2 separate regions of the Homo sapiens genome follow, and region 2 is linked to region 1. Evidence: chromatin contacts called from ENCODE Hi-C or POLR2A ChIA-PET data. All regions are on one chromosome and are shown on one strand. The core of a region is the stretch at or near the end of the contact, and the rest is flanking DNA. Distances in the headings are between cores, read along the strand shown. Region 1 holds the start of ZNF280C (zinc finger protein 280C). Region 2 holds the start of RBMX (RNA binding motif protein X-linked).

Evidence for each region. A loop is a pair of places that touch in the nucleus more often than their neighbours do. ChIA-PET counts read pairs that join two places held with the same protein, here RNA polymerase II (POLR2A). Pooled maps may share reads with other maps.
Region 2: a pooled map shows a loop between it and region 1 (17-fold over the local background). The contact joins the promoter of RBMX here to the promoter of ZNF280C in region 1. A Hi-C loop is called at or near these places in 5 of 50 pooled maps. POLR2A ChIA-PET finds 5 or more read pairs at or near these places in 3 of 52 experiments (CD4-positive, alpha-beta T cell, WTC11 and activated CD4-positive, alpha-beta T cell).

The regions. Positions count from the first base shown.
Region 1 is chrX:130,266,303-130,273,377 of GRCh38, forward strand. It overlaps ZNF280C (zinc finger protein 280C), which reads right to left and starts at 2,597. Exons shown (of 19, transcript NM_017666.5): 1 at 2,460-2,597. RefSeq lists a silencer at 2,298-2,377.
Region 2 is chrX:136,877,976-136,885,050 of GRCh38, forward strand. It overlaps RBMX (RNA binding motif protein X-linked), which reads right to left and starts at 2,750. Exons shown (of 9, transcript NM_002139.4): 1 at 2,622-2,750; 2 at 1,344-1,478; 3 at 1,042-1,148; 4 at 1-111. The coding sequence starts at 1,452. It overlaps SNORD61 (small nucleolar RNA, C/D box 61), which reads right to left and starts at 1,296; the gene lies at 1,224-1,296. RefSeq lists enhancers at 1,675-2,274, 2,076-2,135, 2,146-2,605, 2,275-2,873.

The DNA of each region.
Region 1 (7,075 bases), core at 1,347-3,846:
ACAGAGAGTAGAAAGATGGTTACCAGAGACTTGGGAGTTCAGGGGTGGGACAGATGGGGAAAAGATGTTGATCCAAGAGTACGAAGTTTAATTAGATGGGAGGAATAAGTTTTAGTTATCTATTGCACTACAAGGTGACCACAGCTAATACTAATAATGTATTGTATATTTCAAAATTGCTAAAATAATTTCTAACATTCTCATAACAAAATGATAAATTGGTAAGGTGATGGCTATGTTAGCCTCTTTCAATAATGTATACATATCAAAACATCACATTGTACCCCATAAATACGCACAATTATCATTTGCCAATAAAAAGTTAAAAAGGAAACAAAAAAATGAAAAAAAAAACTCCTTAAAAGAAAACTACTTTGCAGCAAATGAATAAAGTCTAGACGAATACTCTACTTTCAGGAGTCATTTCTACAGTTCATTACTAGTGATGTTTCTCTGAATGTACAGAGCACTGGGAAAAAAAGTCTAGACGTATATATTTGATTCAAATTACTGAGGAAGGCTGGGCATGGAGGCTCACTCCTGTAATCCCAGCACTTTGGGAGGCCGAGGTGGGTGGATCACGAGGTCAGGCGTTCCAGACCAGCCTGGCCAACATAGTGAAACCCCATCTCTACTAAAATTACAAAAATTAGCCGGGCGTGGTGGCAAGGGCCTGTAACCCCAGCTGCTTAGGAGGCTGAGGTAGCAGAATCGGTTGAACCCGGGAGGCAGAGGTTGCAGTGAGCTGAGATCGCGCCACTGCACTCCAGCCCGGGCGACATTGCGAGACTCCGTCTCAAAAAAAAAAAAAAAAAATTACTGAGGAAATCAAATCTTTTTGAATCACTACTTAAGACAAACTCACTGAAAACCAAGTAGCTGAGATTTGGAGTTATTCAACCTAAGAACTTTTTCAATAGGATATTCTTCAACTCTTCAACATGCTTAGAAATAATATTAAAGTATGAAAAAGTCGAAAAAAAATGAAGCCTTAAAAATAAAAATATAAAGGAAAAAGGAATTGAATAATACTTCTTAAAACTTTTAAGTGAGCCTCCTTGCTTATTCTCCGTGACCACCTCACTCTCACAAAAAGTGAGACATAATATACCAAATTGAACATTGGATGAGGGTCAGAAAGCCTAGGTTTAAGAATTGGTTCCATCACTTCCTAGGCACATGACCTCGGTAAAGTTCTGTCCTTGAGGCTGTTTCCTCATCTTCAAACAGTTCTAACGACACCCTACAGCCCATCTCAAAAGGGGTGCTACCAATGAAATATACAAATGCAAGATACGATTATAATGGAATCTGTACTGCTGTAGAAACATCAAAGGTACACAGCCCTAATTTTACAAGCAAATCAGTGCCTTTGTAGGCTCAGTGAAGTTTCTGCGTAAGGAGATTAAGTTTGCACAGTAACCCCCAAACCAGGACACCTCACAAATACTAAGAGGAGACTTTTGCAGTTTAAAACTCTACTTCTAGGTTTCTATTTTATGTTTAGGGGCACTAAAAGACATTACAACTCATAGTCCAAACCTGAAAACAATAGTAAAAAAAATTTAAGGTCGCAGATTTAAAAAACTCCACAAAACTAACAAATCTTTCCAAACAAAGAGAATCCCCTGGATGAAGGTCTCCCGTGCTTGCAGAAGCTGGTTCACTTGACAATTTCCTCTCGAATTTCTCCTTAAAAAAGCATTAAAACCTGAGAGAAGTTGAAAGGAACTCCCTCCATCTCTAGAGCAGGAGTATACCTCAGCATAATTTTTTCCATCTCTTTAAGTAAAACCTGCAAACCTCCTAGTTAGAATATAGTGTATTTAACTCCACGTTTCTCCTCAGGGCTCTTATCCTCTAGACAATAACGGAATAGAGCACGATTTCTGTGACAGAGAAGGGAAGTCCCTTTGGCCAGAACAAGGTTGTGGGCATGGAATGACCGGTCCTGTGTGGGGGGAACCTGCGCAGAAAGAAGGGGTCACAGGGTCTCTGATGCCTGAAAGTTCGGAATCCCCTCAAGTCTCTTTTCGTTTGATTGAAGAGACTTGAGGGTGGGCGGGTCTCCGTCAAACATCAGTATCAACCGTACAAAAGACGAAAGGGAGTTGCCTCCAGAATGAAAAGCCCAAACCGGGTTGGAAACAGACCGACAGGACTCAGGAGGTGAGAAGGCTGCCGCAGCTGCCGCGGCCCGCGAAACCACTGCCCGCCGCGGGCCGCCAGGCTCTACCTCCAGAAAACCCTCCCCCTTCAGGGCCCGGCGCAAGATGGTGGCCCACCAGCTACCACGCCGCCAAGCCTGTCCCCTCCCCCGCACCCCCGTCGATCCGCACCGGCATAGAGACCCTCAGCCAGCCGCCCTCAGAACCGCCCTCTGGGGAAGGCTGCCTCGGCCGCGCGGGAGAGCTGCTGCCTCCTTCCGCGCGGCACAGGCGGGGGCGGGGGCCGCTTACCGAGAGCAGAGCAGATCGGTCTGACTGGGGTTCGGATAAGGAGGAGGAGAAAGAGGAGGAGGAAAGGGAGGAGCGCGAAAAACCTCAGGCGACAGCCTCAGCAACAGCGACTCCCCCGGAGACTTCCAGCGCGGAACCGGCGTCTCAGCCGGGGGCAGAAGTATATAACTGCACGCGCTGCCTCATGGGTAGACGCCGACTCCACCCCCTGAACATCCGGGGCCTTTTAACCGCCCACGGACGGACGGCTGGTACTTACATGTGCACATGTGCAGCTACTTTACTTACCGTCGAAGGCAGCGGAGGAAGTGTAATTGACTAGCGTGGATGCAGCTTTTCTAAGCAAACGCTCGATTTAACCTGGAGTTGTCATCCCAAAAAATACATTGTACCTGACTACAGAGAAACATGAATTCTGGGTCTTCCTTGTGTGTGAGGGCTAAAGACACGAGTTAAAAATATAAATATATTGTTTTCTGGAAATACTGTACTTGAAACACGTCTCAAAATACTAGTTATTTTTACCTTTTGTTTTAAACATATGGTTTTGCTTGTCTCTCTGTTACTTCTAATTGCCATATGGATGCCTATAGTAGGTACAAAAAATGCTAAGGAAAAATACATTTACTCTTACACACAAGGAAGACCCAGAATTCATGTTTCTCTGTAGTCAGGTACAATGTATTTTGTGGGATGACAACTCCAGGTTAAATCGAGCGTTTGCTTAGAAAAGCTGCATCCACGCTAGTCAATTACACTTCCTCCGCTGCCTTCGACGGTAAGTAAAGTAGCTGCACTTGTGCACATGTAAGTACCAGCCGTCCGTCCGTGGGCTGGCCGCGGTGGCTCACACTTCTAATTCCAGCACTTTGGGAGGCTGAGGTGGGTGGATCACCTGGGGTGAGGAGTTTGAGACCACTTCCCTTTCCTCCTCGCCTTTCTCCTCCTCCTTCTCTGAACCCCAGTCAGCCTGACCAACATAGTGAAACCCCATCTTTACTAAAAATACAAAATTAGCAGGGTGTGGTGGCACATGCCTGTAATCCCAGCTACTTGGGAGGCTGAGGCGGGAGAATCACTGGAACTTGTAAATACATTTACAAGAAAAACACTTGCCAAAATACTGCTTACAGAAACATTTTCTAGACATTGTGCTTTGAACTGTAAAAGTTTCTTCTCCCAAATTTCTCCACAAGGTTTATAGCAGTACTGGTTCATCTCTCTTTTTCTTTTTTGAGACGGAGTTTCGCTCTTGTTGCCCAGGCAGGAGTCCAATGGCGTGATCTTGGCTCACCGCAACCTCCGCTTCCCGGGTTCAAGTGACTCTCCTGCCTCAGCCTCCCGAGTAGCTGGGATTACAGGCATGCGCCACCACACCCGACTAATTTTGTATTTTTAGTAGAGACGGGGTTTCTCCATGTTGGTCAGGCTGGTCTCGAACTCCCCACCTCAGGTGATCTGCCTGCCTCGGCCTCCCAAAGTGCTGGGATTACAAGCGTGAGCCACCACGCCTGGCCCAATTCATCTCTTAAGAGTTGCCCAGACTGAAAATATCGTGTGGCTTACATAACACACACGTAAATCCTGTCACTGAATCCTACCATTTTTTTTATTTGAGCTAGTTTTTTCTTTCTTATTTATACAGCTATTTGCTTCTGACCCTGAAAATAAGCTTTACAGGAAAAGACAGAGAATAATCAAAATAAAACAGTGAAAAGTCCCAAAATCTTGGAGCATGCATAGTTGGTCCCTGCTTCCGGTCAGGGTGATAAGAAAGTCCGGGCACCTTTTCCTTTGATGCCAGCAGGAAATTTAAAACTAGCAAATCTACAGCCGCATGACTCTGCTTTTGGCTGTAGTGGGAAATTTAAAACTTGTGATTCTCCAGCCTGCCTCCTTCTTTGGCATTGGTGGGAAATTTAAAACTGGCAACAAAAATTGGTGCAGTTGAGAAATTTAAAACTTGCAAATCTACAGCCTGTGCGGCATTTTCACCAGCCCCACTTCCTAGATGCTATAAAGGCCCATCCAACTTCCTCTGCCTCTGAAACCAGCCCAGACCTGTTTGCAGCACCCAGCCCTCCCTCACTTACCCCCACTAGTCCCCAGGGTAATAAAATTTCTCTCAAATTCTCTTGTCATATCTAGTGTCACGAGTGTCCACATCCAACCTAAAATTACGAGGAGGAATGGTCAAACTGCCTCAGCAGGATGACCAGAAAACACTTATACACCCAAATTTCAATCTAACTTATTCTTTTTTTCGTGAAAAATACAGCCAAGAAGACCAGCGGGCTCTGGTCAGTTGACTGTTTGCAGACTCTGGTCAGCAAATTTTCTATCAAGATGAAAATTTGAGAAACTAAATAATAACAATAATTAAAAGGATGTCTGGTGAGAATGGAATTAACACATGGGAAATTGTTTGGGTGATTTTTAACTGTTCTTAAAACTCTTCCCCAGGCTTCTAGAAAACCACTCTATATTGGTTCTCTTGACTGGCTGGCCGTACGTTCTTTTTTATTTTTCAGCACTTCCAGTAAATGAGGGCTTACTCCTGTATAGGTTTTTCTGACAATTTTAAAAATTGAGACAAATTTACATGAAAAAAATCTACCATTTTGAAGTGTACAATAGAGTGATTTCTTATATATATTTACAGTATTGTGCAACCATCACTGCTATCTAATTCCAGAACATTTTCATTACCTCCCACCAAAAAACCTGCAAACCTATTAGTAGCCACTCCTAATTTCCTCCTATTTGTATCCTCTCACCAATCATTAATTAACGTTTTTTATCTATGGATTTGCCTATTCTGGATATCACATATAAATGTAATCATACAGTATGTAGTTTTTCATGTCTAGCTTCTTTCATTCACTATAATGTTTCTGAAGTAGGTTCATCCATGTTGTAGCACATATCAATTCGTTCTTTTCTCTCTTTCTCCCTCCCTCCCTCCCTCCCTCCCTCCCTCCCTCCCTCCCTTCCTTCCTTCCTTCCTTCCTTCCTTCCTTTCCAGATGGCCTCTGGCTCTGGCTCTTAGGCTGGAGTGCAGTGGGGCGATTTCCAGTCACGGCAACCTCCACCTCCCAGGTTCAAGCAATTCTCCTGCCTCAGCCTCCTGAGTTGCTGAGATTACAGGGTCCTGCAACCATGCCAAGCTAATTTTTGTATTTTTAGTAGAGTTGGGGCTTCATCATGTTGGCCAGGCTGGTCTTGAACTCCTGACCTCAAGTGATCCACCCGCCTCAACCTTCCAAAATGTTGGGATTACAGGCTTGAGCCACTGCACCCGGGCCACTTCATTTCTTTCTATTATTGCATGATATTTCATTGTACAAACATATCACTTTCTGTTTATCCATTCTTCAGTTGATGGACGTTTGGGTTGTTTCTGCTTTTGGGCTGTTATAAATAATGTAGCCATGAATATCAGTGTATTAGTCTGTTCTCACACTGCTCTTAAGATATTACCTGAGATTGGGTGATTTATACACAAAGGAGATTTAATTGACTCACAGTTCCGCATGGCTGGGAAAGCCTCATGAAACTTATACCATGAAGGAAGAGAAAGCAGGCACCCTCTTTACAAGGTGGCAGGAGAGAGAAAGAGTGTGTGTAGGAGGAAATGTCAAACACTTATAAAACCATCAGATCTTGTGAGAACTCACTCATTATCATGAGAACAGCATGGGAGAAACTGCCCCTATGATCTAATCACCTCCCACCAGGTCTCTCCCTCAAAACCTGGGGATTACAATTCAAGATGAGATTTGGGTGGGGACACGAAGTCTAACCATATCAACTGGTGTACAAGAATTTTTTTTTTTTTTTGAGATGGAGTTTCACTCTTCTTGCCCAGGCTGGAGTGCAGTGGCATGATCTTGGCTGACTGCAACCTCTGCCTCCTGAGTTCAAGCGATTCTCCTGCCTCAGCCTCCTGAGTAGCTGGGATTACAGGCACCCACCACCATGCTCGGCTAATTTTTTGTATTTTTAGTAGAGACGGGGTTTCAACATGTTGGCCAGGCTGGTCTCGAACTCCTGACATCAGGTGATCCACCTGCCTAGGCCTCCCAAAGTGCAGGGATTACAGACATGAGCCACCATGCCCAGCCGGTGTACAAGATTTTTAAAAAAGCTTTATGAAGATAAAGTTCACATAAGGTACAATTTATGCACTTAAGTGTGCAATTCAGTGGTTTTTAGTATATTCACAGGTACATGCAACCATCACCACAGTCAATTTTAGAACACTTTCATCACCCTAAAAAGAAATTCTGGCCAGGCGCGGTGGCTCACACCTGTAATCCCAGCACTTTGGGAGGCCAAGGCGGGCGGATCACGAGGTCAGGAGATCGAGACCATCCTGGCTAACACAGTGAAACCCTGTCTCTACTAAAAATACAAAAAATTAGCCGGGTTTGGTGGCGGGTGCCTGTAGTCCCAGCTACTCGGGAGGCTGAGGCAGGAGAATGGTGTGAACCTGGGAGGTGGAGCTTGCAGTGAGCCGAGATCATGCCACTGCACTCCAGCCTGGGCGACAGACCAAGACTCCATCTCAAAACAAAGAAAAAAAAAAGAAATTCTATGCACATTCGTCACAACAT
Region 2 (7,075 bases), core at 1,500-3,999, 6.6 Mb after region 1:
AAGACCTCTTGGAGGGCCTCTACTTCTTGGAGGTGGAGGCGGTCCACGTCTACCACTTTCAAATGATGGTTTGGTGGCTTGTTCCACCTTGATGGCTTTTCCATCTAATGACTAAAAAAAAAGATACGATTAAATTAAATCAAGATTTAAAAATAATTTGCACATCTACTATGCACTAAGACACTAACTGGTCCTTCAAAATGCAGTTATGGGTAAGTGTTGCTCATTAGTCTAAGAAAAAACACTGCAAATATAGTCAGTTTACATAAATGGGGCTTTTCCGCTTAAAATTCTTAATACTTAAAACCGATACTGATGATCTGGATTGAAACATAAGGTGAACCCACTGCATTATTGTATGGTAAAATTTAAAACAAGGCCAAGTAGGTATCAGCTTGTTATCAAAACTAGTAGCCAAAACCAAAAGCCAAGTTATCAAAATATGGCTTATGGATCTCAAGATAAAATGTATCATGTTGGCTGGGCGCAGTGGCTCGCAGTGTCTCACACCTGTAATCCCAGTACTTTGGGAGGCGGAGGCAGCTGGATCACCTGAAGTCAGGAGTTTGAGACCAGCCTGGCCAACATGGTGAAACCCTGTCTCTACTAAAAATACAAAGTTAGCCGGGCGTGGTCGCGCATGCCTGTAATCCCAGCTACTGGGGGGGGGGGGGGGGGCTGAGGCAGAAAAATCGCTTAGAACTCGGGAGACAGGCTGCAGTGGGCACTGCACCATTGCACTCCAGGCTAGGCAACGGAGGGAGACTATCAAAAAAAAAAAAAAAAAAGTACCATGTAATGCCATAATTATTCTGAACTGAGAGAATGTTACGAGCATAAGATATAACTCACTACTAGATTTGGTTCTGCAATTACAGAATACTCTTTGGAACAGGATCACAAACAGGATGAGTGGATCCCAGACAGGTATATACTGAAAAACAACGAAAACTCAAAAGCTGTCCTAGACCAGACTTGGACAACTACATGTTATTTTATGCACTAGTAACAGGTTATCATCCATCGTGTAGACAATCTCACCTTTCCATTCATGTCTCTGGCTGCATCCTTAGCGTCTGCTGGGCTTTCAAAGGTGACAAAAGCAAATCCTCTTGATTTGTTGGTTTCACGGTCTTTCATCAAGAGTACTAAAAAGTAGTTTTCAGAAAAATAAAGTGTTACCCTAGGTCAAATGAAATAACCAAAGTAAATGTGTAAACAGAAAGCTCAGAACTTCTTAGAGGACAAAAATACATTATCATGTCAGACGATCAATGCAATCAAATTCATCATAGCTTATATTTTAATTATAATAGCCCAGCCTGTACTGCCAGACAACTCACCTTCCACTATTCGTCCATATTTGCCAAATACTGCTTCAAGAGCTTTCTCATTTGTTTCCGTATTAAGCCCACCAATGAAGAGCTTTCCTGGGCGATCTGCTTCAACCATGTTTTTTTTTTTTTGGGCCGGTGAGTCTGTTGAAAAGGAATAGTATTACCTCACTGCAAAAAGTTCCTCAAGTTTATTGGACACTTTTACTTTCGCACATTTCTCATATTTTCCACTAAAACCATTGTTCCTTAATAACTAAAGAAAACGATAACGAGCTAAGCCTCAGCCACAGTAGGAAGCAATTTGAACTAAGTAGTTTAGTAACACTGCAATTTACATAAAACTGGTTAAAAGGGCCAACTTAACTTTTACCACTACCCTTGATCACCCTTAGCTGTTCTTAAGCAACAGCTGCTTAACATTTGAAAAAGCAACTTTTAGTTCCAGTCCTCTTGCCTTTGAAAGATTCAATTACTCATCACACCCTTCCTAACGATGGTTTTAAAAGACTCCCAAGGTCACAGGCTAGACACAGGACCTTAACACCAAGCCCTCTTCCAACGACTCCTCTTTTCCTCATTAGGATTCCCTACTAAATCCAAGGAGAAATGTGAAGTTTAAGCCAAGTTATGCCGCCCCTCTTCTTCACCGGCCCCCGCCCTACCGAAAATTCTACTATCCGGCCAAAAAGATAAAAACAAATCGTCAACATCGTTTGCTATTAAGTAACGGAACGCGGACGCACACACTAACACTCGACACTCCGTGACTGCAGCGGAACCTAATTAAAACTCGTCATTAAAAACCGCGTGTAAAAGACAAAATGGCGACACTTGGATTCAACCCAGAACCACCGACACTGGTCAGGGGACTAACTTTTACCACCAACATTGGCTGGGAACATTCAGAGGGCTTCTTCTCCGGGGCCGCCAATGAATACGAAGCCCGCAGCCCGCATGGAAGTCCACATGCCCATCATTAGCGCCAGCGCCATACCAATGCAGGTATCGCCGTGGTGCGGTCGCTCCTCGCCCCGCTCCAGCCTACAAAGCCCCGACCTCCGCTACCAACTCCCGCAGATGGCAGCCAAACTTTCTCGAGAAGCATACAACCAAACGGGCCCCCTCATTTGTTTTCCCTCGACCCCCTCAGCTTTATTTAAATAGGTCGGAACCTTTGGGTTCTTAAAATGGCGCCCGCCACCCCCATCTCCAGGGAGATATAATCCCCAGTCCTAACACGGGGAGAGTGTCACGAAAAACGGACTGAGGAAAGGAGACACGTACCGGAGGGGTGACAATGGGTTCAAGCTCCAACGAGCTCGGCGATAGGGGCTTCCTAGCAGCTCAGCACCAGTGGCGGCTGCCGGGTGCGAGGACCGAACCGCGAAGCCGCTAGCACTACTGCGCAACGAGGGCGAACAAAGGAGACAGCAAACTTTATACTGCCCGGGAACGAGGCTGAAGGACCCGGATGGAAACGGAGCTTAGAATTTGAAACGCAAAGGGAGGGGGGAAGTAGTTCCCAGTCTCCCCATTGGCTGGCTCCTCTGTCATTCACCCTTCTCTCCTCCCTTTTTCCCGGGCCCTCGGTGTTGGGTCGACAGACCTTTCTAACCGTTTTCTCTACCCCCACCCGTTCTTTACAAACGCGCTTTTTTTGCTTTACGCTAAAATGGTGCACAGGCTTCCTTTAATAAAGAACTGAAGTTTATTGAGCGTCCTAGTGGGCCGGGCACGGTGCAAAACTTTACTTTTACTTTTCCATTAACTCTTCTAATTGTCAAAATGTGATGAGGGTAGATACTCCTACTATACCAATTTTGCAGAAACGGAAAACAAAGAAGTTTTGGCAATATAATATATTTTCAAAAATTGTCTTTAACAAGTGTTTTTAGTGAGTGTGGGAATTTCTGATAAATACATGTAAATTTCAGATGAGTAAAAAACGTACAAAACAGCATGCAGATAGTACATTCATATAGAACAATTACTGAGCACCTTGTAAATGGTGGGCTCTGGGCTAGGCCAGGAAAATACAACTCCAGGGAAAAGACAAGAGTCAGGCCTGTGGGTAAGGATGCCGGATTTAATAAATGAAAATACCAGGCCGGGTGCAGTGGCTCACGCCTGTAATCCCAGCACTTTGGGAGGCCAAGGTCGGTGGATCACGAAGTCAGGAGATGGAGACCATCCTGGCTAACACGGTGAAACCCCGTCTCTTTTTAAAAATACAAAAAATTACCCAGGCGTGGTGGCACGCGCCTGTAGTCCCAGCTACTCGGGAGGCTGAGGCAGGAGAATCCGGGAGGCGGAGGTTGCAGTGAGCCAAGACTGCGCCACCGCACTCCAGCCTGGGCAGGCGACAGAGCGAGACTCCGTCTCAAAATAAAAAAGAAAATGCGGGACGCTAATTTATTCTGCGAAGCTGTTAAAAAATTTTAAATAAAAATATGGGACGCGGCCGGGGCGCGGTGGCTCATGCCTGTAATCCTAGCACTTTGGGAGGCCGAGGCGGGCAGATTGCCTGAGCTCAGGGGTTTGAGACCAGCCTGGGCAACATGGTGAAACCCCGTCTCTACTAAAATAAAAATAAAAAATAAAAAAATTAGCCGGGCGTGGCGGCGTGTGCCTGTAGTCCCAGCTACTCGGGAGGCTGAGGCAGGAGAATTGCTTGAACCCAGGAGGCGGCGGTTGCAGTGAGCCAAGATCATACCACTGCACTCCAGCCTGGCAACAGAGCGAGACTTCGTCTAAAAAAAAAAAAAGGGACGCCCAGTTAAGTTTAAATTTCAGATAACGAATACTTTTTTTAGTATAGTATGTCCCAAATCTCATATTTTAAAAATTCGCTGTTTATCGGAAATTCAAATTTAACTGAGCATTCTATATTTCATCTGCCCATCCTACTTGTTGAGGGGGGAAACCAAAAAATTTTTTAATTTTTTTCTTAAAGAAATTGAATACAATTAACAAAAGAATGGCATGTTGTGATTAATGCCAGGGAGGAAATAAACTAGTTGCTTTGATGGACAATATTAGGGAGAACAAATTTGATTAAAACATCAGGGAAGGTCTATGTGAAGAGGTGACTTTGGAGATCAGAGCTGAAGGAAGAAAAGAAACTAGCTATGGGAACAGCTGAGGGAAAAACCTTCAGGAAAAGAAGAGAATAGTAAACACAAAGTAGAGAGGAAGAGCTTGGCATATATCAAGGGACAGAAAGAGGGCCAGGTGACAAGAATATGAGGGGCATGAAATGAGGGAGCCAAGATTGGCAGGACCTTTGAGCCCATTAAATGACTGTAGGGGGTAAGTGTGGGAAAAAGGACACTAATAGGGCTGTGGGAGCAGACCAGAAAGAGAGGATGGTGGCTTGAATCAGGGTGGCGGCAGTGGACACGGGGAGGAAAGAACAATTGTTAGATGAATATGATAGGTATCGTGTTTAATGGTGCTATGGTCTAAATGTTTGTGTCCTCCCCCAAATTCATATGTTGAAATCCTAATACCCAAGGTGATGGCATTAGGAGGCGGGGATTTGGGGAGAAGATTAGGTCACAAAAGGGTAGGGTCCTCATGAATGGGATTAACACTTTTATAAAAGAGGCCCCTGTCCACCATGTGAGAACACAGTGAGGTGCCACTTATATGAACCAGAAAACTGGTGGTGGTGGGCCCTCACCAGACACTGAATATGCTGGCGTCTTTATCTTGGACTTCCCAGCCTACAAAAATGTGAGAAATAAATTTCTGTTGTTTATAAGCCAGCCAGTTTATGGTATTTTGTTATAGTAGCAGGAATGGACTAAGACAGATGGGAAAGGGGTGGGGAAGAATTGCGGAAAAAGAAAATCATTATGGATGACTCCAAGTATCTGGTATTAGTGGGACAGATGGTAACAGTCATTTACCAAAATGGTTTCAGAGGAGCAAGTTTGGGATATAGGGGCAGAAAAATCTGAAGCTCAGAGCATAGATCTGTGCTAAATTATCATCTCAGAGATGTAATAAAAGCCATCAGAATGAATGAAACCACCAAACAAGAGAGTACAGTGGGAAAAGAAGGCCCAAGATCACATAATATGAGCTATTAAAAAAATACATATGGAGACAAAATAACTGGGAGGAAATATGCCAAAATGTTACCAGTTTATCTTGGAGTGGTAGAATTTATGGACAATTTTCACTTTTCTTCTTCTTCTTCTCCTTTTTTTTTTGTTTGTTTTTTTGTTTTTTTGAGAAAGAGGTTCGCTCTCATTGCCCAGGCTAGAGTGCACTGGTGCGATCTTGGGTCACTGCAACCTCTGCCTCCCGGGTTCAAGCGATTCTCCCGTCTCCGCCTCCTGAGTAGCTGGGATTACAGGCATACGCCACCATGCCCGGCTAATTTTGTATTTTTAGTAGAGACAGAGTTTCACCATGTTGGCCAGGCTGGTCTCAAACTCCTGACCTCAGGTGATACGCCCGCCTCGCCCTCCCAAAGTGCTGAGATTACAGGCCTGAGCCACCGTGCCGGGCCTTTTCTTCTTCATAGTTACAATTACCTGCCCATGGTGAATTTTGGTATATGCCAGGCAGGTTGTAGTAAATAATATTCAGGTCACGGGTAAAAGCCCCCAAGGAGCTTCGAAACCAGCTCTGAATTATTAACATTAATAGGGGGAGTAATGCCCAGTAGGACAAGAATATTTGTTCTTGTTTTTTTTCCCCCAGCCAAATAATAAAAAGTAAGGCAAAACTCATGTCCATTTGCCTTTTGAATGAGTTCTGTAAATTATAGACTCTGGAGTCATTTGGGAACTGGCAAAAATGGCTTAAATACCAGGCTCAGCAAGCAGAACTTGTACTCCCAGAGGTAGCCAGGAGAAATCCCTCACCCTGTGGAAGCAGGCACTCTCTTTCTCTGTCTCAAATCCAAAGAGAGACTACAGGACTCTCCTCTAGGCTCTGAGTGTAAATCAGGTCTCCTCTAGTCTAGGGCAAAATGGGGCAGGCTCGACAATAGATAACCCTGTCCTCCTGGGTCTCAAAAAGGAAATGTGCATCCCCGTAGACCAGCTCACTTTGGCCTCTGCAGTTCACACCCAGGAATGTGGGGGAGGAGAAGTAGCATGCTGGCGGTGTTGGATGCAAACACAATTCCCAAGGACCAAAAGCGAGTGGGTGGGGTGGGGATGGCTAAGTTAAAGGAATTGTAGGAGGGGATCAGTTGGCCATATCGTCCAGGACAGAGAGGAAAAAGAAGCAGCTTGTGGGGGAAGCAGAGTGCTACTGACTAGATCTAGAGGGCAATGGAGAGGGGAGCCTTTTTTTTTTTTTTGAGACGGTGTTTCGCTCTTTCGACCAGGCTGGAGTGAAGTGGCGCAATCCCAGCTCACTGCAACCTCCGCCCCCCGGGTTCAAGCGATTCTCCTGTCTCAGCCTCCCAAGTAGCTGGGATTACAGGTGTCCACCACCATGCCAGGCTAATTTTTGTACTTTTAGTAGAGACGGGGTTTCGCCATGTTGGCCAGGCTGGTCTCGAACTCCTGACCTCAGGTGATCCACCCACCTCGGCCTCCCAAAGTGCTGGGATTACAGGCGTGAGCCACTGAGCCTGGCCGAGAGGGGAGCCTTTTTAAGAGGTGGAGTAAGGTAATCAGATTTCATCTTAATGAGATTACTGTGGTTGCAGTCTGGAGACTGTATTGGGGGAGGGAGAGACAGGAAGCAGGGAGACAAATCAGAAGGGTATTGCT